Regions from separate parts of the Homo sapiens genome. Here all the other regions are linked to region 1. Evidence: chromatin loops called from intact Hi-C (ENCODE). Cell type or tissue: MCF 10A. All regions are shown on one strand. Region 1 overlaps DMD (dystrophin). Region 2 overlaps DMD (dystrophin). Region 3 overlaps DMD (dystrophin). Region 4 has its middle 35 kb from the start of FTHL17. Region 5 overlaps DMD (dystrophin).

Region 1 (5,000 bases):
CAAGAATTACCATTCTGACAGTGCAGTGGAAAAACTTCATTCATTGTAAAAAGCAGGGAGTTGAGTTTCTATATGGGGTTGCCTTTCACGTCCCCTCCCCTTGCAGAGATAATGAAAAAATGCCCAGCTATTTTTCAGATGTGATGTTTACTTTCTTTTCCAAGAGGTTCTTTGGAGGAATACACAGAAATATTTTATAGAACCACAAAATAATAGAGGTAAAATAAGCTTTGGAATAAAATAAGCAAATAAGACTAGTTTCTAGTCTACGATTTCTGGGAAAATGCGAGAACTTTAGTTAAACTTGTTTATTTTATTCTAGGTGAATTTTATTAACTTAAAGGATCATAAAATAATAATGATCATCTCTACTTTTAAAATCCACATTTCTATCAATTATTATATGCATATTCCAGTGTGTACAGATAAAAAGATATTCAAGTACAACTAAACCTAGAGATTTCATCAGAAAATAATCCCCAAAATGAGCTGCTATTGCAAAATGGAAAATATGATGTAAACAGGCATTTTGGGCTTTCAGATAAACAGCATAAATTTTTGAACAGGATACGTCTTGTTTTCCACAAAGAGAAAAACAAGGTGTAGTGAAGAGCGTTGAATTGTGTCTGATTTCTGATCTTGCTTTTAACAAATGAGAACGTCTCAGCTAAGTCAACCAGAAACTATTTCCTAATCTATAAATTAAAGGGTTTGGCCTAGATAATTTCTAGTCTTTTCTGGCTTCAACCCCTCCCTGCTTACTCTCTCTCTCTCTCTCTCTCTCTCTTTCTATATATATATATACACACACACACACATATATATATATATATATACACACACACATATATATATATATATACACATATATATATACACATATATATATGTATATATACACACACATATATATATATATAAACACACACACATATATATATATATATTTTTTTTTTTCTTTTTCTTTTTGAGACAGAGTCTTACTCTGTCACCCAGGCTCCGGGTTCAAGCAATTCTCCCACCTCAGCCTCCCGAGTAGCTGGGACTATGGGTGCATGCCACCACACCCGGCTAAATGTTTTTTGTATTTTTAGTAGAGACGGGGTTTCACCATGTTGGCCAAGCTGGTCTCGAACTCCTGGCCTCAGGTGATCTGCCTGCCTTGGCCTCTCAAAGTGCTGGGATTATAGGCATGGGCCACCGCACCTGGCCAGATTGCAGGTATCTTTAACAGGTTGGAGTGTTACCTGAATTTTCATCAATCTTGGGAAACATATAGCTGCTAACAGTTTTAACTTCCTACTCTATGTTTAACTCGTTTAACATATTAAAACACGCAGACAATATTAAACTGCAGCAACACATGGAGAAGAAAAGCATCGTGGAAATGGGGTAAGATGGGACTCTAGAAGTGTTTAAAACCTCCCATGCTGAAATTTTAAGTAAATGTTGACGGGCAATGGTTAAATTGTAAAATAAATGAATTTGTTGTCACTGAAATTTAGAATACTCCTACCTCTTCTTATGTTTTGCCCTTTTAAGATACAAATTAAAATTTTTAAAAAATAGAAGAGCTCAGAAATAAAGTGATGGGGATAATATGCATACCTATACTACCACACTTTTCCTTTCACCAGTTACTTTGGAAAGTATCCTATGGAGTTTTGATTTTAGTAGAATTCATGTGAGGCAAAAGATGGCTTATTATTTCTATTGTGTAAAATCTCCAAACCACTGGGCAGTTATAAGACTTTTTTTTTTTTTAAGCTCAAACACAGGTCAAGGCTATAGGTGGGAGTTCTTGAACAATAAACAAAGTGAGAAATGGTCTTAATTTTTTGTTATTGCTGCTTTGAATGACACACAGACACATGTACTAACACAGGCAAGACTCTTGCTGCACGGATATATGTATTTTTGTAGAAAAGATCAAACTAAAATGAATTCACTGCCTGGCATCATGTTTTCATCTGCCTTCCATTTTCCACAAGGGTGTACTCCACTTGCTTAGACTTAGGCAATTTAAAAATTCTTGATCTTAATGTCCTCTAAAATGTACAGACTTTATAGCTTAGATTTTAAGAGACACCATTACCTGACAGGGTAATGACAGTTTTATTTGCACTGGTGACTGGATTTGCTGTGATACTTAAGCAATAATACAAATAAAATGATAATTTTTTTGAGAGGATGTCAGGGAAGGAGAAAGAAAAGAACAAAATGCATCGCATTTAACTTGGTTTAAAAACACAACACACTGCAGCTTCCCAAAGCTTCTTATTTTACTGGAAAAAAAAATCCCTTAGCAATTCATCTTCCTTTGGGCGCATGAATGACATTTTACTGTGATGTGATTATAAGAAACAAAATCCCTCGGAGATGCTGCCTTAAAATATTTTTCTTTATAATGTTCTGAGCTCGACAAACCTTGGTAGAAAACAGAATACTCTTAATTATGAATAAATTAACTAAATTAGTAACATGAGATGGATATGCAATTAAGGGATTGTTAATTGAAACTGGAAACACAGCTGTATACAGCTTAGAGATGAATCATACCAGTAATGACGCAGATGTTTATAAAATGTGATTATCTTTAGTGGAGACAGCGCTGCATCTCCCAAGCCCATTCTTATATTGTGTCACTGAAATGGTTTTTAAACCCGTGAACACCAGGAATCAGGATCTCAGGGACGGCAAATTAGGCTCCCTGGATATGGGAATTAGTGTTGTCTGAATGTCAGCAATTTGATTCTCCAGCTTTCAAAGAATGTAGATATGGAGCCAACAACAAACATCTGTTAGTTGCATGGTCTTCAAAAAAACAAAAACAACCAAAAGTTGCTGGCAAACCAGTCCCTGCTTCAATCAGAGAAGACGGTAAAGTATCTGTAAACAGTCACACTGCTGTGTGTGACTGTTAGAAACATATAGAAAAGAGAACCCCAGGGCACAGTGCCAGAGACCTTATGCACAAATGGTAAATGCCCCCTCTGCTGGCAGAGGCTCTAAAACATTTTCTGCTCTTTTCCCGGCAGTGAACCCAGAAGAAAAAACAAAATCTTCACAACTAAGGAAGCAGTAGGAAAATGCCGTCATTACACTCACTGTATGTTGAAATGTACTAAAATTATCAATATTCTGTTGCACTTTGGAAACTTCCGTTTTTTGCTTATCCACACCATTTTCCCCCATGTGCAATTCCCATTTGCCCCAGGGAAGGGAAATGTCTCTATGGTTCTAGATTTTAATCGAGTTACATGATCTCTGCATAGACTGTGATTGGACAAGGTTGAGGGGAGACTGGATACTGTGTCCTAACCATAGTTTAATGATTATGGAATGAAGGGCTCAGCTACATAGACTAGTCTTTGGAAATCAGGTTTTTGGTTTCTGGACAAAGCTTGTGGCATTATTCAAACCAACAACTATTAGGCTGGATGGTGCTTACAAAGATGGAAGATGGTAGACATCAGTTTTTTACGTAAAGTGCAAACTAACCACTGTAAGGTGTAGTCAAAAAAGAAATAATACATAATTTTAGATATTGACCAACAGAAGATATATTTGTCACCTTAGCTTAGCTTCTCTTTCAAAATTATCAATGTCCTTAACAAAATCTAGTGCTGTAAAGGAAAATAAAACAACAGATAGTCTGACATTAGTTAATACTTTCCTCTATCAAAAGGATGCAGAAAACTTAGGGCATCCTCCTTGAATTCAGGGGAGACCTTTTACTACAACGTTTAACGAAGTATTTGGATGACTTGAGGCTCAAATAAACAACTCAGTTTTCCACTGTGTTGACTGTGGGCATATGGGGTGTAGCTGAGTTGTGAGTCTGTTAAAAGAAAATACACTTTCAGGAATGAATAAGGAGAAAAACGCAAACACATAAAAAGACACACCACTATATATAGTTTTCTCTCTATGTTGGATACCTATAAATGTGGGATTTGTTGAATTTTGATCACAAAGTCTTTCTATCCTATGTGTTAGTCTGCACAAGTACAGGCTTTGCCTATAATTTCAGTATTGATTTGCTGTTATACAGGTTCCAACTTGTCTAAATTTCATTACCTGAAGGGACAGCTTGCAATTCCATATACAGGTATAATAAAAGCAAGATGAGTACATGCATACTGTGAGCTCTGAAAAGGCACTTTTTCTACAATGGCTGTGCCAAATTCTTCATGAGACTGTTATTCTGTTGCAAATGGTGATAAGAAAGCCAATATCATACATTATTTACTAGCATTTGTACTAATATTTTCAATTCTGAACCTCATTATAATCACACTTGTTTCAGAACCCATTTGTGGACATACCCAGCTATTTGCCTAACTAACAGCTATTTACTTCTTGTTCCTTGGTAAAGAAGCTCAATTATGTTCAGATATTGGGCAACAAAGGACACAGCTCTGAGGAAAAAATTAAAATCTGGTCTAAGCCAATCACAGTAAGCTTGTTTCTCATAGCCAGTGATTGGCTTAAAGAGGTTCAGTGAGATCCAGTTCTAGTTGACACATAAGAAGAAATTTGTTGGGGAGCTTCTGGGAAACGTTTGCTTTTCCAAACACAGACACACAGGCATGAGTACACACACACACACACGCACACAATACAGTTATCCTTGAACCTTATTCCTTCTTGCCTTGGTTATTGTTGTCTGCGGATATGTTGCTTGGCGCAGTGGGAAGCCATCTTGGGACCATGAGGAAAAAGACAAGAGAATCCCAGAGAAGCTGACCTCAAGTCTTGATATAGCTAATCTGTTGAATTAACCAGCTCTAGGTCTGATGGTCTTTGGACTTCAGTTTATTTTGATTAGTGGTTCTCAAAGTGCAGTTCCTGACCACAGGAGTAGCAGCATAACTTGGCAACCTACTAGAAATGTAGAATCTCGGACTCCACGCTGGACCTACTGCATCAGAAACGCTGGGAGCAGCCTGCCAGCCTGTAGTTTAACAAGCCCCCAGGGGATTCTGATGCATACTAAA
Region 2 (5,000 bases), 210 kb before region 1:
GAGAACACACCTAGACTTTTTGATGAAACATTAAATGTAATGATTAGCTCTTTCTAGGACCCTCAATAAGCAACCAGCAGATACAGTTGTGTGAAACCATTGTTTCCTTAAGCTAGGAATTTCCATTAAATATATTATATATATATATATATATATGTGTGTGTGTATGTGTGTGTGTGTGTGTGTGTGTTTGTGTGTATTCACTAGTAGATATATCTTTAAAGCTACATAAAAACCCAAGTATTCTAATACATCTTCACTTTCTAAATTATGTTTACAGTAGAGGATGCTATAGGCTTTGAAGCCATTGAAGAACAGGGACCATGTGGTGGTACCCTATGCATGAGGGCTGTGGGGGTGAGAGAGGGTGGGGACAGGATAAAAGAAATGGCTGACTCTCCAGGATCCTCTTTGCTGTGCAGGAAAAGCAGACAGTGGCGGTTGGGGGGCGGCGAGCAGGCAGGACTTCAACACAGGGATCCCACTAATGGTTCCTGAGGCTCTGGTTGTGCCTAATCATCTTCTCAACCTTCTAGCTTCAAAAGCTCATTCTTTTCCTTTCTATGTATGCCACAGTAGCTAACTCTTGCTATTCCTTCCTATGTAAGACAGATTTTTTTTGTCTTTTACAGAGTGATAGACTCTTAGAGCCAGAAGGTTGCTTTAAAATCATTTTGCAGTTGAGACAACTGAGACCAGAGATATGGAGACTCACTCTGGGTGTTATGGCAGGATATCTAGGTTTTCTGATTTCTCATGGAGGTACATATTGTAAGGGGGAAAAGTGGGTGGCAGAAGGTGTCCTTACTGACTTTACAGAACAGGAAAACCATTCTGCATTCCATGCTAATGACAACAGTAGGATAAAACAGAAGCACCAAAAAGTTGGTTAGTGGAGAAAAAAAAAGTCTCATGGTGCCCATATAACCCCAAGTTCATCCTATAGGTCAATCTGTATATTCTATGTTGATGTATAAATAATTCTGTGATCTAATTAGCACAGAAACAGAAAGAGGTGAGTAATGGTGGAAGAACTGCTGTATGTTTGCTGATTTTTCTTGCCCAGGCATGCCACTCTACAGGCAACTTACACTTATGGCTGAGGGACCTCCCAAGCAAATCTTTGCACTTCAAGAAAGTCAATGCACTTTGATGTAGTTGTCTGTGCAGTAAGGGTTAATTCCAGAGAGGCTGGAGTTGGCACGAGATGACTTGCTAAAATATCTACACAGTGCAGAGCCCTGGTCAAAGCACTTGCTTTTCAAAGTGACTTACTGTGTTGAAGTGTAGCCATGGGTTGCAGGTTATCACCATTGTTTATTGCTAACAGTAACATTGACCATTTTTACCCGGGCACAGTCAGACCAACGGAAGCCACTGAGTTTGAGGCTGGTTACATAGGAACAGTATGCCTAGGTTACCCACGGGATATAAGAAACCCTGGCTGAAACTCCAATTTGTGCTCCCTGGTTTCCAAGGTGTTCTGTGCTCACATCAGTAGCTCTTGTTCCAAGAGAGAAAATGCATCGTGGTGTGGCTCTTGCAGACAGAGGGCAATTATAGCTTGCACCTGTCCTCTCTGGACCCTATGCTGTGAGGCAGGCTGTGGCTGTGACACTTATTCTTGTTTTAATGTTGTGGGTATATTGCATCCTTTTTCTGCAAGGAACTCTAGATTCGTAAGCACTGTCATTTGGTTCCTGTGAGTCCTCTTTAGCAATTGAACCCTGTTTAACTTCCACTGTCAGGGCAGTGAGTGTCAGAAGCAAGATTGTTTAGAACACCTCCAACTCATTCTTAGCTAAAAGTATGACTGAGGCATTATTTAGAAAGAAAAAAAGAAGATTCTGATAAAAGGGATGAAAAAGAACCTTTGAAGTTGCTCAACAAGCTACGCTTGGTTGAAAAGTAACACAGGCTTTGAAATTGGTTACTGATGGTGTAACTTTCTAGTGGAATCTGGAAGTGAGAGAACTTGAACCTAAGGAGCTAACAAAATGGATTAGGAGGCAATTGCAAACTGATGGCAAGGCTGCTAAAAAAAAATCCAAAAGCTAATGTTAAGTTCAGAATTTCTTTCCACTGGGCTTCACCCTCTCTGGCCTGCAGGTGGAGTCCCAACCAAAAAGCTGAAGCAACTATCATTTTTGAGAAATGGGCTACACCTGTGAGACCAGTTACAATTAAAAAGATAATTCAAGTGGGGCACTTACAGGTATTCCCTATGTCACTACAGGTTTCTTTTTTGATGCCAGACCTAGTAGTCCCTGAACTGGGGCTACAATTAAGAGTTTCAAAGGCTGGTAATATTCCAAAATAAGATACTATGGCTATTAGTTGGTACTTAAGCACAAGCATTCCACAAGGATCAATGGAATGGATTACTCCTTCCTTGTGCCTTGCCTAATTGAAGCTATCACACAACCCCATCATAGGTTGAAAATATCTTAAGTCACAAATGCATTTAATACACCTAACTAACTGAAACTCACAGCTTAGCCTAGCCTACCTTCAATGTGCTCCCAACACTTACATCGGCCTACAGTTGGGCAAAACTGTCTAGCAACACCTTACACAGTAAAGTGTCAGTTGTTTAGCCTCATGATCTTGTGGCTGACTGGGAGCTGAGGTTCAGTGCTGCTGCCCAGCAAGGGGAGAGAGTATCATACCGCATATTACTAGCCTTGGAAAAGATCAAAATTCAAATCTAGAAGTAGAGTTTCTATTGAATGCATATCACTTTGCATCACTGTGAAATCAAAAAATTGTTAAGTTGAAACTTCACAAGTTGGGGACTGTCTGCATTGTGTGGTGTGTGTGTGTAGCTGGGGAAGAGGTTTGGCTTAAAATTAATGATAAAAGGAAAAAGGTGAGATTGTTGCAAGGGGAAGGAAACCACCAAAGATACTTTTTTATTTCTTTTTTCTTTTTTTTTTTTTTTTTTTTTTGAGACCGAGTCTTGCTCTGTCACCCAGGCTGGAGGACAGTGGCGCGATCTCGGCTCGCTGCAAGCTCCGCCTCCCAGGTTCACGCCATTCTCCTGCCTCAGACTCCCGAGTAGCTGGGACTACAGTCGCTCGCCATCACGCCTGGCTAATTTTTTGTATTTTTAGTAGAGATGGGGTTTCACCGTGTTAGCCAGGATGGCCTCGAACTCCTGACCTCGTGATCTGCCTGCCTCGGCCTCCCGAAGTGCTGGGATTACAGGCGTGAGCCACCGAGCCCAGCCGATACTTTTTTTTTTTTTTAAAGGGAAAACCTAATATAATGTTGCTGCCTACGGAGAGGTTTAAAATAAGAGAATAATATGCTCCCTTGGCTTAGACTCAGATGCCTCTTGGGGTGGGGGACTCTGCTAAAACCTCCTCCTCCTTGAAAGAGCCAAGATGTGAGTGGGAGAGTCAGCCAACCTATCCAACACACTGGATGACGAGATGGGCGTTCTAACTGCGACTACAACACCATGGAGCAATATTAATGTGGCTTTTGGTTAGTATTCGTTAATGTCTTTTGGTTCTTCTTTCACAGGACATATCTGTTATTAATCAGCTGTGTCAGGAAATAACCTGAGGGAATATTTACCCAGTCAAATCTGAAGAACAATGATTTATAACAATCTCAATAAACACTGTGTGGCCATCAATTGTGATGATGAAGGTTTAACAAAGGTATTGGGCATGTGATAGAAGGCTTACGTGCTGTATGTTTCATCTGTCATAACATTATGTGTTTAAAAAAATAGCTATTTGCCCCATTACTCCGTGTGGAAAGCCATTAGTGGGTGGAGGGACAATTGGGACAGCTTGAATCAGTGACAGATATTTAAGTTGAATTTGGTGGGCCTACTTTCCTGAGACTGAAAAGCTAGAAATTGGATATGGATGGCTACAGAAATTTCTGTGACATACCCAAACCAAAGTCCTTTTAGGAGTGACTACTATTCATATGATTTTAGCCTAGTCACATTTTTGTGTCTCATGTGTATTTCCCATTAAAGCTGCTATTTCTCAATGGCAACATGTCTGGTGGGCCAAGGGGCATGAATCCACTTGAAATAAAAGAAACTTCTATTAGGAGAATTAGGAACTGGGCTAGAGATACCTGGCCAGGTAGAATTTGCTTTGAATGAGAAATGATAAACTGACGAGAAAGACTTCCTAGTGCAAGAAGCGCACTTCAAGGGCATCCAATTCCAGGAGGAAGGATAGGGATGGCAAGCTGCCAAGGTTGATAGCTGGAGAATGGAACCAATAATTACTAGAAAACGGAACCTACGAGGTGTTCTTTAATCTCTTTAGCATCTGACTGAGAGAAAACCATTCTTTCCCTAGTGGGTAACAGCTAAACAAGATTACAGTATTTCCCCTGGGAGATAGATGGGTCATGTTATGAGACCTCTCTTGGGCACTAATATCTGTCAAACCATATAAACTGAGAAAATTAGTTTGGCCATGTCCTCAAGACGTCTTAAACTCAGAACTAACAGAGACATGGCCTCTAACCTATGTGAAAAATAATACATGGTATATAGAAAAAGTAGATTTTTGTAGGACAGTGGCAAAATAATTACACTGGCCTCTCGAGACCCCCTTGCTGTGGAGGCAGCCTGTGGCTGTGGATCCATATCCTGACAGTAATGCTCTTGTAATGTAGCCTTTTCTGGCAATAGAGCGCGGATTTGTAAGCCATGTTATTGTGGGTCCTGAGAGTCTTCTTTAGCAACTGAAGCCTATCTAATGTCACCCTTAGCGCACCATCAAAAGGTGAGGTGCATTTACAGAGAAGGCGGTGCATTTTTCACCTGGTTTGTCATGGTGAGGGCGAGTCCAGAAACTGTGACTATTCACACAACTCCAGCCTGTACCAAATCTCTATAATGTGTGCTTTAGTTGCTGAATAGAGGCAAAATGTTCTCTATTTCTTACTGTTTGCAGAATATTTGTCACACTTATCAACTGCAGTATATTTAGCCCTATGGTTTGGGCTCTCTCCAACCCACC
Region 3 (5,000 bases), 140 kb before region 1:
TAGATTGAATAAACAGATCTGCATGGGATCTAAGGTGGGAGACACTGCATGGTGTCGACTTTCAGAAAAATCCCTTCAGCAGTTTTCAGTGCCCCTCGACATAAGCCAGGAACATGATGCCGAGGTACACCTGAGTTGAGGCAATCTTATGGGGGCCAAGGCAAAGTGGTCTAAGAATGCAGCTTTCTGATGACCTGGCCTGAGGTGGAGATAAAACTAACTACAGTGTTTTTCAAACTGCAGGTCATGAACCCTTAGTACGTCATGAAATCTATATAGTGGATCATTACCAGTATTGTTCTTAATGAAACAGAAAAGAATAGAAAATATGACAGTGTAGAGGTTGGAGTGGGGAAAATGGGTTATAAAACTACCTATTGGGTACTATGCTCACAATCTGGGTAACAGGTCATGAGCCCCACACCTTAGCATCATGCAATGTTCCCATGTAACAAACCTGTACATGTACCTCCTGTATCTAAAATAGAAGTTGAAATTAAAAAAAAAAAAAAAATATGAAAGTGTACTATTTGGTATGGGTAAGTAATGTTTTGTGAAACTTTTCTTTCAATCATACAAGCATGAATAGACAGAAAAAGATTTACAGATATAGATGCGTGTGTGCGTGTGTGTGTGTACCAGGATGACATATAAAATTAATTTTTATAGTGGATTGGCAAAAAAGATGAAAGCTACAGGCTTTACTACATAAAGAAATGGACAAACTATACATGCCCACTGGACAATCATGCATCATTATAATTTCTCTAGACTAGGATTTGGAAAGAAGTTGACGGAAGACAGTTTGCAGTCTTATTCCCTGGTAAGGGCTGGAACATTACAAGAGACTGGAGGAGGATTAAAAGATTCAGGAGGGGGAGCAAGTTGGGGAGGCGTTCATCAAGTCTGAAGTTCTAACCACATGAGATGCTGCAGGGGCTGAGAATCTGCTCCAAGTTTTAGGGGGTGTCTTCTCTGCCAGCTGTTCGTTTGGGTGGCTGTTTGGGAGTATACCAGGAATCACTCAGCCTTTTTGTTTTCTTCCAAATGGCATGGTGATATTGTCACATTGCAGGAGGAAAAACATTGCTGCTAAAAGTATTGTTAAGGGGAGTAACAGGTAGCTCACACTACTATACACAACTGCACGTTGCCTGTCTGAACAAAACACTTCAAAACATAAACTGAGAAATGCCCTTCTGCTTCCATCTTGCAGTGAGACCTAATTCAAAGTCCTTGCTAGTGTGCTCAGGTCCACGCCAACAAATTGGCAAGTGTGTGCCTGACAGAATGGTCACATTTTAGGGCTGGATGGTCCCCATTCTATTTAATGCTTATAAATTCATCCTATTAAGTGCTTGGGGAAATTAATCTGAATAAGTGTCCATGAAGACTGATAATTATCATGATTTTTAAAAGTATTCTCATATAATTGTAGGAACATTTTAGACAGTCTGCAGCCATGGGGGTATTAAGCATATTATGAGTAAAAATAACAGCTTTAAGAATAAAATTCCTTTCAAAAGAGTGACCAGCTTTGAAAGTTACCAGAAGGAAACCCACAATCTTTCTTTTTTCAGTATTTAATCACAGCAGCTTTCATTAAATTCCCAGTACTAATAAGTGGTTAACTATGTTTGTAATCAGTATTTCTTATATTTTTAAAAGCACTAGATTATGGATGCTGTATGTCTACCATTGGCTGTGAAGCCACAAACAGTTTAGCCTAGCAATGATTACTCACAAAGCATGAATTTTAACAGCACACTCCATTTTACCTACATCTAAATTCAGAAGAGAATTTAGTCCACAGAGGAACCTTCCTGTAACTTTTCTTGAATATTTTGTGATATCTTGCAACATGGCCAAAAGTTCTAGCCCTCTCCTTGGTGTCCAGCTCTTGCAGTGTGCCTTTGTATCTCTTCCCACCAACAGGTGGAGTCTTTCCCCACTCCTTACATCTGGGATGGCCCTATGACATGACTTGCTTCGGCTAATGGACACTACCAAACATGACACAAGCAGAAACCTGAGAAGTTTCCATGTGAACTAGCCTGAACTAGCATGTTGGATGATGAGATACACACAAACCTAGTTGCATCTGTTCCTAGATGACAGCCTGTCAACCATCAGACATATGAGTCAGGTCACGATAGCTTATCCAGCTGCCAGCTGACTACAGATGCATAAGCATGCCTGGCAAACAGTAGTACAACTGGTCACACCACATAAATGGCCCAATCCACCCATCAAATAGTGAGCTAAGTAAATGGCTGGCCATTGTGTTATAGAGTTTATGAACTATTGTTCAAATTTGGTCTATGGCCTGCTTCTGTACAGCCTCTCAGCTAAGTATGACTACATTTTTAGAGTTGTAAAAAGAAAAAGAATGTGCAACAAAGATGCAAAGTGCTCCACAAAGCCTATAGTGTTTACTATGTTGTCCTTTACAGAAAATGTTTGCTGACCTCAGTGTTAAGCCAGTAAGTTTTGGGGTTGGTCTGTTATACAGCAAAAGTAGCTGTTACACATCTGCTCCCAAGAAAGAACGTTAGAAACTAGGCCTTTCTCACAAATTCAGTTAGCACCTAGTCAATTTATCCTTGGTGCATGTCCTCCAGTTGCTTGTTAATAAGATAATGCTGAAATGAACAGAAAGAACAAATACACATATAACCTGGGAAGTTATTTTAGTAATATGCTTCTCAAAAGTAAGATTTTATAAGGGGTATTTAGAAAAACAAGTATACAATTTTTAGCAGTCTTATTCATAATATCCTCAAGCTGGAAACAAAATCATTATGCTGAATATAAGAGACCAGATACATACAAAAATACTGTATGATTCTATTTATAGAAAATTCTTGAAAATGCAAAGTAATACACAGTGAGAGAAAGACGATCAGTGGTTGCCTAGAATCAGGGGTGAAAGGAAAAATGACCTGCAAAGGGGCACAAGGAGGCTTTTGGGGGAGTAAGAACGTTCTGTCATTTGACTGCAGTGGTGGTTTCACAAGTACACATCTGCCAAAAATCGCTGAACCACTTTAAATGGAGGCAGTTTACTGTGTGTAAATTTTTATTTAATAAAGTTTATTTTAAAATTTTTTTAAAAAAGCGTTTGCCCTAAAATCAAATTTAACATTCAAAAATGCATACAACTGCACAAAGAATGAGGTGCATCACACAGGATGTTTACATAAATATAGGACAGATTCAGGTCATGCTGTCAGTTCCCTTCTGATTAATTCCGAAAATATCAAAACATTAGATTCACAAGTGACCTTAAAGGTTAATGAATTATATCCTCTCATCCAATACAGAAATTGCCTTTAGGGGTGAGACAGTCATTTCAGTCTTGAAAATCTACTGTACAGGGAGTTTAATGCTTTTCAAAGTGGCGGATTTTATTTTTTGGAGAGCTCGATTACAAAAGTTTCTTTAATATTTAGTTAAAATATGCTTTCCCATAACTTCCACATATCTAGCTCAATCCATTCTCAGAATAAAACAGGAAAAAAATAACAAAAGAGAGTTCACAGTAGTAATGAATGGGCAAAACTGGCCAAATGAGGTCTTCAGGCAGAGGGCTGAGTTGAGCTTAAGAGATGACTGAAGAAGAAACAGCCATGTGCAAAGGCAGGGCCAACGACAGAGACTCTATTTTGTGTTGATCTAGATCTATTAATTGACATTCTTTAGATGTCATTATTTAATCAGCTTCAAATTCAGCCTATTAGCCAGCCCCACTGTTCTTTATCTTGTACCCAATATTCTCAAAAGAGAACTTGAAAAATGTGGTGTAAAATCCTAAGTTATGCTGTCTCTAACAGTCTTCTCATCTAACCATCAAGCAGCCATAAAAAAAATGAAAATGAGGTGCATGTGACATGGCAGATTTTGAGAGTATCACGCTGATTCCCAGCAGCATGTTATCCTATGTAATCATTAATAATCAGTACGATGTCATTTTCCAGGATTTTGTTGCTCATCAACATCAAACTTATTGGTTTGTAAATTTTAAAATTCATCTCTTTACTTTTTAAACGTTAAAAAAATGTTTTCTAATCTCCTTATATGACATCACCAATCCCTTCCCATGTTTTCTCTGAGTTTTCCACTGGCAACTCTTTTCATGGGAGGAGGAGTGACTTTTAGTGGATACTGGATAAGAAGAATGCACTCCTGTTGAGTAGAATGAGATCCCATGGCAGCACTTCTAACAAATTAGACCTAGTCTCTGAACAAAAACAATATGAGTTAAGATCGTCCCTAAGATTATCTAGAAAAGAATCCCGTTCCCATAAAGCTGAGTAACATTTTGGTCAGATTTGTGTCATTTTAAAAGCCAAAATATTTACCTAAAAAGCAAGTGATTTGAATGTCTCAGACTAAGTTATTTTTTACTGATCTATGGCCCTCAAATGAGTTGATGACCTTCAGTAGAGAAATGGTTCTTTATTTCTGATTTGTGAGAGTCATGCGACAGCAGTGGATGGGTTAAGAAGGTTAGAGGAAATTTGTTACATTGCTTTTTAGCTGTTGTTTTTTAGTTTGGTGAACAAACGAGATAACATAGCTAGTGCCTTTTAGTCATAAAGCAAAAATAAAACTACAGTGTTTTCTAATATTGTACCCTAAACCTATGCAAATCTCCAATTTACATCACCCACAAGCCTTCTATATTTTTGCAGATTTTAACTAGAGCTAAATAATAGGCATATATTTATACTTAATTGTAATCAAATGTAATGACGTGTGCAAAACAGGCTTTGCTCAAAGTGCTCTTTATAGATGAAATATGATTATTGAACTTGACAGTAGATCATTCATTGGAGGGAAAAGTGATTAATCACTTCTCTGTGCCTCTACCTTCCTACCCTTTGATGACACCGGTTATATTTCAAGATTCTCAATGCTATAAATGAACACTTTACTGAAGAAGCATCTTTATCCAATGCAAAATGAAATGTGTTGCCTAAGACTAATAAAGTCATTTA
Region 4 (5,000 bases), 390 kb before region 1:
TCCCACTCTTAGCATGGCTTCCCAATCCTATGTTCTCTTCTTGTTACTTCTTCCGTTTCTTCCATTTTCTCCCACATGTTTTATGGCTAAACTTCTTAAAACAATTGTCTACTCTTGCTTTCTTCATTTTCTACCTACTATGGACTCCTCGACCCACTACAGTCTCATCTCTGAGCTTACCATACCACAAAAACAGCTCTGGTCAAAGTCACTAATAATTTTTCTTGTTAAATTCAATAGACTTCCTTCCTCTAATTCCTTACTTGCTCTCTTGGCATCTTCTTTGTGTTGAAACATTCTCTGCCTTTGGTTTGGTGATACAGGGCACCCAGGTTTTCCTCCTACCTATCTGGCCACTTGTCTCTCATACTGAGTATATTCCTCCTATACTTTTAGTAGAGATGCTCCTTGGAGTGCTGTCCTTAGCAATATTCTATTGTCACTCTATAAATGTTCGGGGGAGAGCTCACCATGCTCATGGCTTCAAATATCATCTGCTTGCCTCTCTCTCCTCTGGTTGTGCCCACATGATGGTTTTCTCTATTTCTTCATTCTCTACTGGTTATTCATTTCCTTCTGGTGGGGATTCATTATTTGTTGCCTGGACCACTTCCAACCACAGGACTGTATCCAGCACCTAAATATTTCTACCACAACTTCAGTTGGTTTTTATTATCTACTTTTCAAATAAAAGCTTATTGTTAACTAACCATGGTTCAGTGGCAGTTGATCTGATATGAGCAAATTTTCAGTAAGATCCTGGTTCTAGAACTCACATTAATTGACTTAATGGTGATTTTTTATTTAGACTAATTTTGATTTTTTTTGAATGAAGCTTAAAATTCCAAATTATATCCAGAAAATCTGTTAGGCTTTCAAAAGGGCATTTGAGATTCTACAGTGTAAGTGAACATATTCAATCCTGTGCATAATAAGCAGAAGGAGCCTGAGACTTATTTTGGATTACCCAGTGGCATTCTAAGATATCAACCTGATTCAACACAGCTTACAGATAGATTTAAGAAAATGGGTTATGTGGTTATTCTCAAACAACAATAGCCACCAAACCATCTAATAAAGTGTGTGGGGTGCAGAATGAGTATGTGATTGGAATATGGTGCATCAGCCTTGCAAATAGCCACTTACTTCCAGAGTGGGTTGCAATTTGCTCTACGTCAAATGAATGGTGAAACGGCTGTATTGATTCATTGCACGATTTCTAAATCTATTGAGAGAATGAAAGAAAGGTTTAAAAATTCTTGATTTTATGCTTACTTTTCAGGTTGTAGAAAATGGATTTGACAGAAAACACTTGCACCTTGTTTCACTGAATGAGATCCCTCAGATACTGTTTCCAGATGATGGTGTTCTCTCGCCAAACATACTTAGCAAGAGGAACAACACACTTTGAAAATGCCTATCAAAGGCATTTAATCATAGTATAAAGACTCCCGGGGCGAACGGCGTAGGACAATCCTGCCCTGTTCACCATTACAGGTTTATTTAATGTATTCTGCACAGTGATGCTTCACATGGCAGTGAGGATGTTTGATATAGGCATCAGGATGTTTCTGATCCCCTAGGAAGCTTTTCTGCCTCAACAGGTTGCAAGGCTCCATGGCTGCCTTTGATGAAGCCATTTATCTTGGTGCCAGCAGGAGGGTGTTGAAAGTGTGTGCACGGGAAGGTATGCAGCAGATTATGCATGCTTTTGTGGAGTTAGATTATTATTGACAGTCAGCTTGGAGAAAAGTTAGGTTATTTGTCCTTCTGTATAAGGCTGCTGAACTTCTTTTATGAAAACAATGAGTTAGGATAATAGGGAGAGGTTCTTTCATTCCACCTCCCTGCTACTTATAGGATGCTTCGCTCAGGAGATATTGTAAAACAATTTCCGGTAGGCGTTGTGCCCATAGAATGAAATAACTTGACTGAAAATTTGTGCATTCATGTCTGCTCATCTGTAGTCTGCACTTCTGGGCAATGTCTGTGAAAACCGCAGAACCCATGCTCAAAATACTAGATAACTTAAATAGTAGCATGTGCCTGAACCTACGTCTGTTAGCTTTTGCTGTGTAACGAGCTTTCCCAAAACATGGTGGCTTTAAGCAACAATCATTTAGCTCATAATTTGGCAGGCTTCCTGGGAAGTTCTTCTGGTCTAGTCTGGCTCTACTGATTTCTGCTGGTTTCCTTCATCAGTCTGCAGTTAGCTGGAAGTTCCAGCAGGTGGCCAGATGAGCCAGAATAGCCTCACTTAATGTGTCCGGCAGTTGGCTGGATATTGGCTGTTAGCTGGCTGACTGTGGTTCTTTTTGAAGTGGCCTTTTATCCTCCAGAAAGCTAACTGAGACTCAGTCACATGATGGCCTCAGGATCTCAAGCACAGGAAGAGGGCAAACCCCAAAATGCAAGAGTCTTCAAGCCTCTGCTTGAGTCATGTTGCTTGGCTGTTGTTCCACTGGTCAAAGCAAATCACTTAGTCCAGATTCAGAAAATAGAGGCAAGTGCCCCGCGTCTTGATGGGAAGAGCTGTGACATCAATCTTGCAAGGGTATGGATGTAGGGGGCAGGAGAATTTTTTATCATATTTTACAATTTACCACAGAGCTATTTAGAATTTATAGTGTTTTCACATGCATTAAACCTCACTATAGCTATGTGAGACAAAAGCTATGATTCCCTTTCCACAGATGAGTAAACTGGCTCAGAGAATCTGAGTAGTTTAACCAGGTAACAAGCAATAATGTTTGTGCCCCATGGCACAGCAGCCTGAACTGTAAAAATAGAGAAAGCCTCTGCCATGCCATTAATTCTAAAACCACATCTTTGGTATCCCAGCATGGATTTTCTGTTTGTTCATTTATCTCATATCAGATGGTTCCCAAATCTAATGAGAATCTCTGACACTTGTTTAATGTGTCATCTCCTGGCACTTGTTAAAATGCAGATTCCAGGGCTCCACCAGAGATTCAGATTCAGCCAGTTTGCTGAGGATTAGGGGTCTGCATTTTTGACAAGGAACTCCGGGAATCCTGATGCACATGGCCTGAGCTCTACAAGTTGAGAAATACTGGCTTCTATTATGATACTGAGTGTTCCCAGCATGGCGTATTTTCATGCTAGAAAGTCCACACATGATATTTCCTTTGGTCAGCTTTCCAGATCTATGAGTTAATAGCATTTGGGCAATTCTTTAATTTCTCTGAGGCTTTGTCTTGACAGCTTCAAAATAAGGACAATTGGAAAGACTCCCATAAGACTGGTGTGAAGATTAAATGACTAGCCTATGAAGCACTGAGCCCGGTGCCTAGTAGATCCTAAGTGTTCCTTTTTCTGCTTTCTTTATCCTGAGAAGCTACAAGACCAATTGATAAGGCAAGTCTATGAGATGTGAAAAAAGTTGTTTGTAGAATACACTGCAGACTTGCACTGTCAATGCCTGTAAGTGAGAAGTGATGGTCAAATATTCATCAGCATGTCAAAAAGCACATAGCTCTGTTTGAGAAAAAAAAGTATCAGATTCTTTAGACGCCTAAGAATCATGATTGGAAAGAGTGACGGGCTTGGTAGGCAACAGCTGTTGTCATTAGAGACCCAACTATATGCACAAGAGGCACAGAAGGGCTGGTCATGCCTCAACCCCTCCAGTCTTTTCCAAATTGCTGCGAACTTTCAGTGTCAGCACTATTGTCTGTACATCCCCAGACAATGACAAAATGTATAATGATTCTATATTAAGACTTGGCCTTACTCAAGTGAATCGTGTCAATGTGGATAGAATCCCTACAAAATATTTTCTTATAATAATATAAATGAAGCATCTACAACATGGCACGTGGCATATTATTTCCAGATCCTGTGGGGGTTTTTAAAAAAGCTTCTGTGTTAAAGTGATGAGCAAATAGCTTGTTTCCTGCAGTTTTGCTATTTCAGCACTTTCTTGCCTATTTTTTATGCTTCTTCTCCCACTGTATCTCTGTCCAGTCTGTTTCCCCTTTTCCTTCATAGCTTCTGTCTTTGTAAATGTCATGATTTTAATTCTTTGTTTCTTCTTTCTTGTGTGTGTGTGTGTGTGTGTGTGTGTGTGTGTTTTAAAGAAAAGGTGCCCTTTTTATCTAAACAATCAGAATCCAGTTTAAAATGAGTGTCTTTATTCTGTTTTATGGTATTTGCCTCTCTGCCTGTGGTCATCGTCTCTACCAGCAGATGGAGCACATCTCCTATGTTAAACACCACCGTAGGTTGTAGGGTGGGGTGTTTTTCCCTCATCTGTCATTTTTGCTGCAGTGAAATAGTAGTTGGAAGCTGGTGTAATACAAAGCAAACCCCCTAATCTCGGCTAGACTACAGCATATACTTTTCTGACTCATGTCAGCAATGCAGGGCTTAACAGCAGCTGATCTAGATAGGCGGTAGCTGAAAAATAATGAGGGTTTTGTGCATGTGTGCATGCTTTTGTGGTCTACCCTTTTTTTCCAAGAGTTGGCAGCTTTGCGTCAAAGGTACCCTTTCTTCTCCTCTCTCCTTTCCTCTTCTTCCTTTTGAATATCTTGACTTTACCTCTCTGCTCTTTCTCCTTAGTGTCAAGGCTCCCGGTTCACAGTGATATGCACTTGTCTTTAAACCTCAAAGTAAAATTATAGGTTGTTAGAGCGTGAAGGAAACTTAAACATCATCTAATATTGAAAGCAATAGGGCCCAGGTTAACAAAAGATTCATAATGAGATTTGGCACAGCCCATGTCATTGGATCAGACTGTTATTATGGTCATCATTATCATTGTTATTGAGCTGTCATTCCTTAATGTTGGAATGATGGCATACAGAATTTTCTTTTTCTTTTCCTTTCTTTTTTTTTTTTTTTGAGACAGGGTTTCACTTCTGTCACCCAGGCTGGAGTGCAGTGGTGCAATCTCGGCTCACTGCAACCTCCGCCTCCAAGCAATTCTTGTGCCTCAGCCTCCCAAATACCTGGGACTACAGGCATGCGCCACCATG
Region 5 (5,000 bases), 240 kb after region 1:
AAGCCTTGCCATTGAGAAAAAGTAGTTACTATGAGAATTTTTCCAAATATCAGCTCCATATTCAAGTTTGCCCTTTCTCCACCAGGGTCTTTTTCATAGGGCTCCAATTAAAACTTCCCAACTTTAGGTTGAATCTTCTTTTCCATGGTCTTTTCCATCTATACACCTACTGTCTGGAATTCAGGATTAGAGTTGCTCTATTCCCCAGGGTGACCAGCTTAAATTCAGCTTCACAGGAGTTTTTACTCTCTAATGTCTAGCTCAGTTTCAAAATTTAGTTGGCCGCTTAATTTCCATATATCATTATCTCATTTCTCCTAAGACTTCCTACTCTTAGTTCAAAATCTGTTTTGGCCCCAGTGGTGACTTTTACTTCTTGTTAAAAATCACCGAGCTTATTTTTTCAGTAATTGATGTCATATTTTGGAACTCAATTATTTTTCACCGTGGTCTTCCTCATATTGTACAGGTGCTATTTTTTCAGCTTGCACAAGGTAATTGTACATTCTGCAAAGGGAGTCATCATTCAAAAAACATTTACTAGCTCCCTATTATATCACGTGGTTCAGGACCTGGGGATGTATCAAATGAGAAAGACAAAATCTCTGCCCTCATGGCATTTAGATTAATTTAAAGGACAAATATTTAACAATTAGTTACATAATTTATATTTTTATTTATGATTGGAATAAATGCTAGTGAAAAAAGCACTAGAGATCAAGAGAGGTATAATAAGGATACAAGGCTTAGTTTGAGGAGATACTGTCTATAAGCGCTGTTAATTTCCATTCATATATAATGGGAAATGAAGTGACGAGTCATATTGCCCTCCACAAATTTTCCCATTGGGTGTGTGGAGTGAGATACTAGGATGAGACCATGTACAGCTATAACTCTATCATGAATCCCAAAGTGACTTATTTATCAGATAACAGGTAAGGCAGTGTGCGCCATGATGAGATAGAAAGATATTCCTTTGGATAGAGTTATCAAAGTAGACTGATAAATGGCTCTTCTAGCTATAAATCAGTATTTTGCTTTTTGTTTAATCTCTTGGTTATGTCACTACTTTTGTGACAGCGGGCAAATGAGATCTTATGTTCCTCGTTTTTAAAATAGAAGTCTGAGCCAAGTCCGTGAGTTTAGTTGGTATTTATCGTCTTGAACCCTCCCAAGCTCCAGTTTAGCTGGATTGGAAAAACAAATCCTCATGGTCCATCCAGTTTCACCACCCCATTATTACAGCCAACAGTAGTTTTAGAAATAATGTAATTCATACCTTTTATGAATGCTTCTCCAAGAGGCATTGATATTCTCTGTTATCATGTGGACTTTTCTGGTATCATCTGCAGAATAATCCCGGAGAAGTTTCAGGGCCAAGTCATTTGCCACATCTACATTTGTCTGCCACTGGCGGAGGTCTTTGGCCAACTGCTATAGATTTTTATGAGAAAGAGAATGAATGTCAGTTTTTTTTATGAAATCTCTAGTTGGAGTGTCTTAAAATACTTCGTAAACAGCTTCTGAATCCTCAGGTCAGAATACATATATTAGATTGCTTTTAACCTACCATATGATTTAGTCAATCATGACAGTATAAGGTAACCCACCTTTCAGGACAAACTTTTCAAATGCAGCATCTTGAGCAATAACCAGTATCAAGTATTTCAACTTAGTAGCAATTAATTGGCAATAAAGTGGGCTTAATTGTTTTTATCACAAGAGAAAAAAACTACAAAAATAAGCTCATATATAATTGTTGAATATGTGACATATAACAACATTTGAACGAAAAAAACCTCATACATTTCTTTCCCTCTTCATTAACTTGTTGAATTGTTTATGTAATTAGTGCCATCTACTGGCGTTCAACTAAACCTGCATACAGAAAATATTGAACAACAAAAGAATAGTACTGTTATTCTAGTCACGAATTTTTTGAAGGATCAAAATACTTTTAGAATACCTTACTTTAAAATTAGAAAAAAAGTCAAAATATAAGAATCTTACTAAACCAAATCACCTACATTTTCTTCGTTGTTTGTCTTTGGCAATTCAGTGTTTTCAAACTTGCTATCTCATCACTTGAAACATATTTCAAAGAAAGAAGTCAATTAATGGTAGGTTTTATCTCGAAGCATATCAACCTGAAATTTCTATTAAACATTTCTGCAAGTGCAGAGAGGAGGCTTCTAAGCATTAAGATAATACTAATTGTTAAGATAGTTATATCAAATTCAATAGGATGGGTTAAGTCATTGATAAATGGACACAGGAATAGGAACAGGTAGTTCAAACAAGAGAAAGAGTGGGATGATTTTATTTAAAAAGAAAAAAGTTAACTTTCAAGTAATAAAAAATAGAGTATTAAATTGAAAAGGTACAATTGGACACCAATTAAATTAACAAAAAATAAAATCCAAAGCTGAAAAGACCAGTAAAACTAGCACATTCACGTATTACTGCTGGGGACCGTTATCTATTAGGACAATTTGGCAATAGATACCAAGTGACATACAAATGCTTATTCCCATTGACTCAATAATCTCACTTTTGGTACTTTATCCTGATAAAATCTTCAAAAGAAGATCAATATACTATATGACTTAAAATCTTCATTAACCAAAGCAGTAAAAAAATGAGAAACAGGCCGGGTGCGGTGGCTCATGCCTGTAATCCCAGCACTTAGGGAGGCCAAGGCGGGTGGATCACGAGGTCAGGAGTTCAAGACCAGTCTGGCCAAGATGGTGAAACACCGTCTCTACTAAAAATATAAAAATTAGCCGGGTGTGCTGGTAGGCTCCTGTAATCCCAGCTACTCGGGAGGCTGAGGCAGAGAATTGCTTGAACCCAGGAGATGGAAGTTGCAGTGAGCCAAGATCACGCCACTGCACTCCAGCCTGGGCGACAGAGTGAGACTCCATCTCGGAAAAAAAAAAAAAAAAAAAAAAAAAAAAAGAGAAACAATGTCGATGTTTAATGCAGGGACATTAAAAGAACATAATACATCATTCCAATGGTCCAATATGTAGCAAATGTGCACAGTAATCACTGTAAAAAGAGCACAATTTTCTTGTGTAAAAAACAGAACACAATTTTTAACTACACTGTGTTTATCTCTAAGAATACATAATCATGAGCTGAACACGAAATGGAAGAAATTGAAAATAATGCTTCTGAGGAGAAAAATCATTTTTGTTTTAATATTTGTTCTTTTGCGTTAGTATGATATTTACAGAATAAAAATCAAACAGTGTTCTTAGCATAATTTCAGCGTGTTTGGTGAACTCCTATTGAACATATACAATCTATATATAATGTAATTTCTCAGTTAACTAAAACATCCTAGAATCAAACCAAGTAATAGTATTTACTGCATATAGCAAATAGACCCAGATTACCAAACTATTATCAAGAAGCTAATGCCAATATCACTGACTTTTGCTATGAAAGCAGAGGACAGTGTCTAAAGGCACAGAGCATAGTTGCTGCTATTACAAAACAATTAACATTTATCCGCGTGGAATGCCTGCCTTTTCTTCCATACTCCTTTTATCAAGCATTACAGTTTCTATTCTCCACTTTTCAGATCCTCGCACTATTTGAAAGCCCTTCTGAGGGAACTTCTGCCAAAGGCTTGCCTTTTCTAGAAATATCCTAGGGTACAAAATTACCACTTCTTTCTTTCTCCTCCTCACTTAAGCCAAACCTAAAGTGATAAAAGAAATGTATTCCAAGATACGAAAGAACATGTAATTGGCCCTTAGTATCCAGAGGGTGCTATTTGCATTTTAAAAGAAGAGCTTATTATCTCTCATCTATTAAATTGCTAATTAATAGCATGAACATCCACAAAACTGAGACCAATAACTTGGTTACCTTTTTTTCAAATGAATTCCTTTTATAAAACACTGAATTGTTAATAAAATACTTATGATGGACCAGTATCAGAGCATATATGTAAAAGCTCAGGAATACAAAATAAAAACAAAATTTTTAGTAAATATATAATTAAAATCATTTATTTTACTCAAGCAAGTTAAATAACCTTGGAAGCCACCCATCACTCATAGGTTCCTGTTTGAAAAGTCTAGATATAAGAGGTTATACCATTTGGATGGTTTCATGGGTATATGCACATGTTCTAGCCCATATAATTTTATGCAGTTTTTGTATATCAATTACACTTCAATAAAGCTGTTAAAATTAAAAAACATAAAATGCAGAAGGTGCCAATGAATCTAAAAACATAATCAATAGATCATAAAAATGCCTAAAATTATAAATTATAACATATCCTAGAATTTTCCAAAATCTCTGAAAGAAATAGTAAGCTAGAGTTAAATGACAGATTTCCTACTAAACAAGGTAGTAAAGAGTGAGGCTTGACGTCAAACCAGAACTTTTTGATGTACTTTAATGCTTGAAAGGTAGAAATACGCGTGCCATATATTTTTCTGCAAAATTGTATTCACAGCGAAAGTTAGGACTGTTATACCTAAGGAAATCTTGACTGAGTGCTAACCCTCACTGAATACTGCCCAGGTTTTGTGAGGATGTAGGATTAAAAAGTAAAACTCCCACTGACCTTGACTGACATTGAGGGGGCTCAGGCCCTTATATAAACACAAAGGTTCTCAAAGGTAGCCTTTTTTTTTTTTCTCCCTTCTTAAAGACATTCCCCACACAGAATGTTTTCCCTTTCTCCTACGGTAATATTCTGCCCGCCCACCTTGGGTTTTACCCAAGTGTCATTCACACTAGGAACCATGACCTTGACCAGCTTTGCCTACTGCTGTGAAATTTACTACTGGGATAACTCCAGACCTCAGAAGGAGTGTAAATTCAAAAATACAACAGACTTCACACACACCCTTTTCTCTTTCTGAATTCCATTGACAATGGTGTACACCACAGGGAATTGCTTGTGTGGTGATCATGGTGTGTGAAGAAATTTAAAATACTGTGAGCACTAGCTTATAAAAAAAGATTGCCTTTGT

The links. A loop is a pair of places that touch in the nucleus more often than their neighbours do. Peaks named below come from ENCODE experiments on the same cell type or tissue, not always from the same donor. Only the 100,000 strongest peaks of a DNase experiment are listed, where the experiment ranks them.
Region 2: it touches region 1 in a loop (11-fold over the local background); 16 of 110 quality-filtered maps call a loop at or near these places.
Region 3: a loop joins it to region 1, with 25 times the contacts of the local background. A loop is called at or near these places in 17 of 110 quality-filtered maps.
Region 4: it touches region 1 in a loop (4-fold over the local background); 15 of 110 quality-filtered maps call a loop at or near these places.
Region 5: it touches region 1 in a loop (13-fold over the local background); 8 of 110 quality-filtered maps call a loop at or near these places.

What each region holds. Positions count from the first base shown.
Region 1 is chrX:31,421,098-31,426,097 of GRCh38, forward strand. All of the region lies in intron 60 of DMD (dystrophin), which reads right to left. Among named protein-coding and RNA genes, the nearest start is that of FTHL17, 350 kb to the left of the region's middle. In MCF 10A, a CTCF peak has its summit at 2,998 (motif pointing left); a DNase peak (open chromatin) is centred at 2,974.
Region 2 is chrX:31,212,012-31,217,011 of GRCh38, forward strand. The region is part of intron 64 of DMD (dystrophin); the gene reads right to left. Among named protein-coding and RNA genes, the nearest start is that of FTHL17, 140 kb to the left of the region's middle. In MCF 10A, a CTCF peak has its summit at 2,130 (motif pointing right); no DNase peak of the experiment used is centred here.
Region 3 is chrX:31,277,518-31,282,517 of GRCh38, forward strand. The region is part of intron 62 of DMD (dystrophin); the gene reads right to left. Among named protein-coding and RNA genes, the nearest start is that of FTHL17, 210 kb to the left of the region's middle. RefSeq lists an enhancer at 1,795-2,089. In MCF 10A, a CTCF peak has its summit at 1,977; a DNase peak (open chromatin) is centred at 1,964.
Region 4 is chrX:31,034,840-31,039,839 of GRCh38, forward strand. No RefSeq gene overlaps it. Among named protein-coding and RNA genes, the nearest start is that of FTHL17, 35 kb to the right of the region's middle. In MCF 10A, CTCF peaks have their summits at 2,226 and 4,200 (motif pointing right); a DNase peak (open chromatin) is centred at 2,232.
Region 5 is chrX:31,656,711-31,661,710 of GRCh38, forward strand. DMD (dystrophin) reads right to left here. Exons shown (of 79, transcript NM_004006.3): 54 at 1,280-1,434. Among named protein-coding and RNA genes, the nearest start is that of FTHL17, 590 kb to the left of the region's middle. In MCF 10A, a CTCF peak has its summit at 1,892 (motif pointing left); no DNase peak of the experiment used is centred here.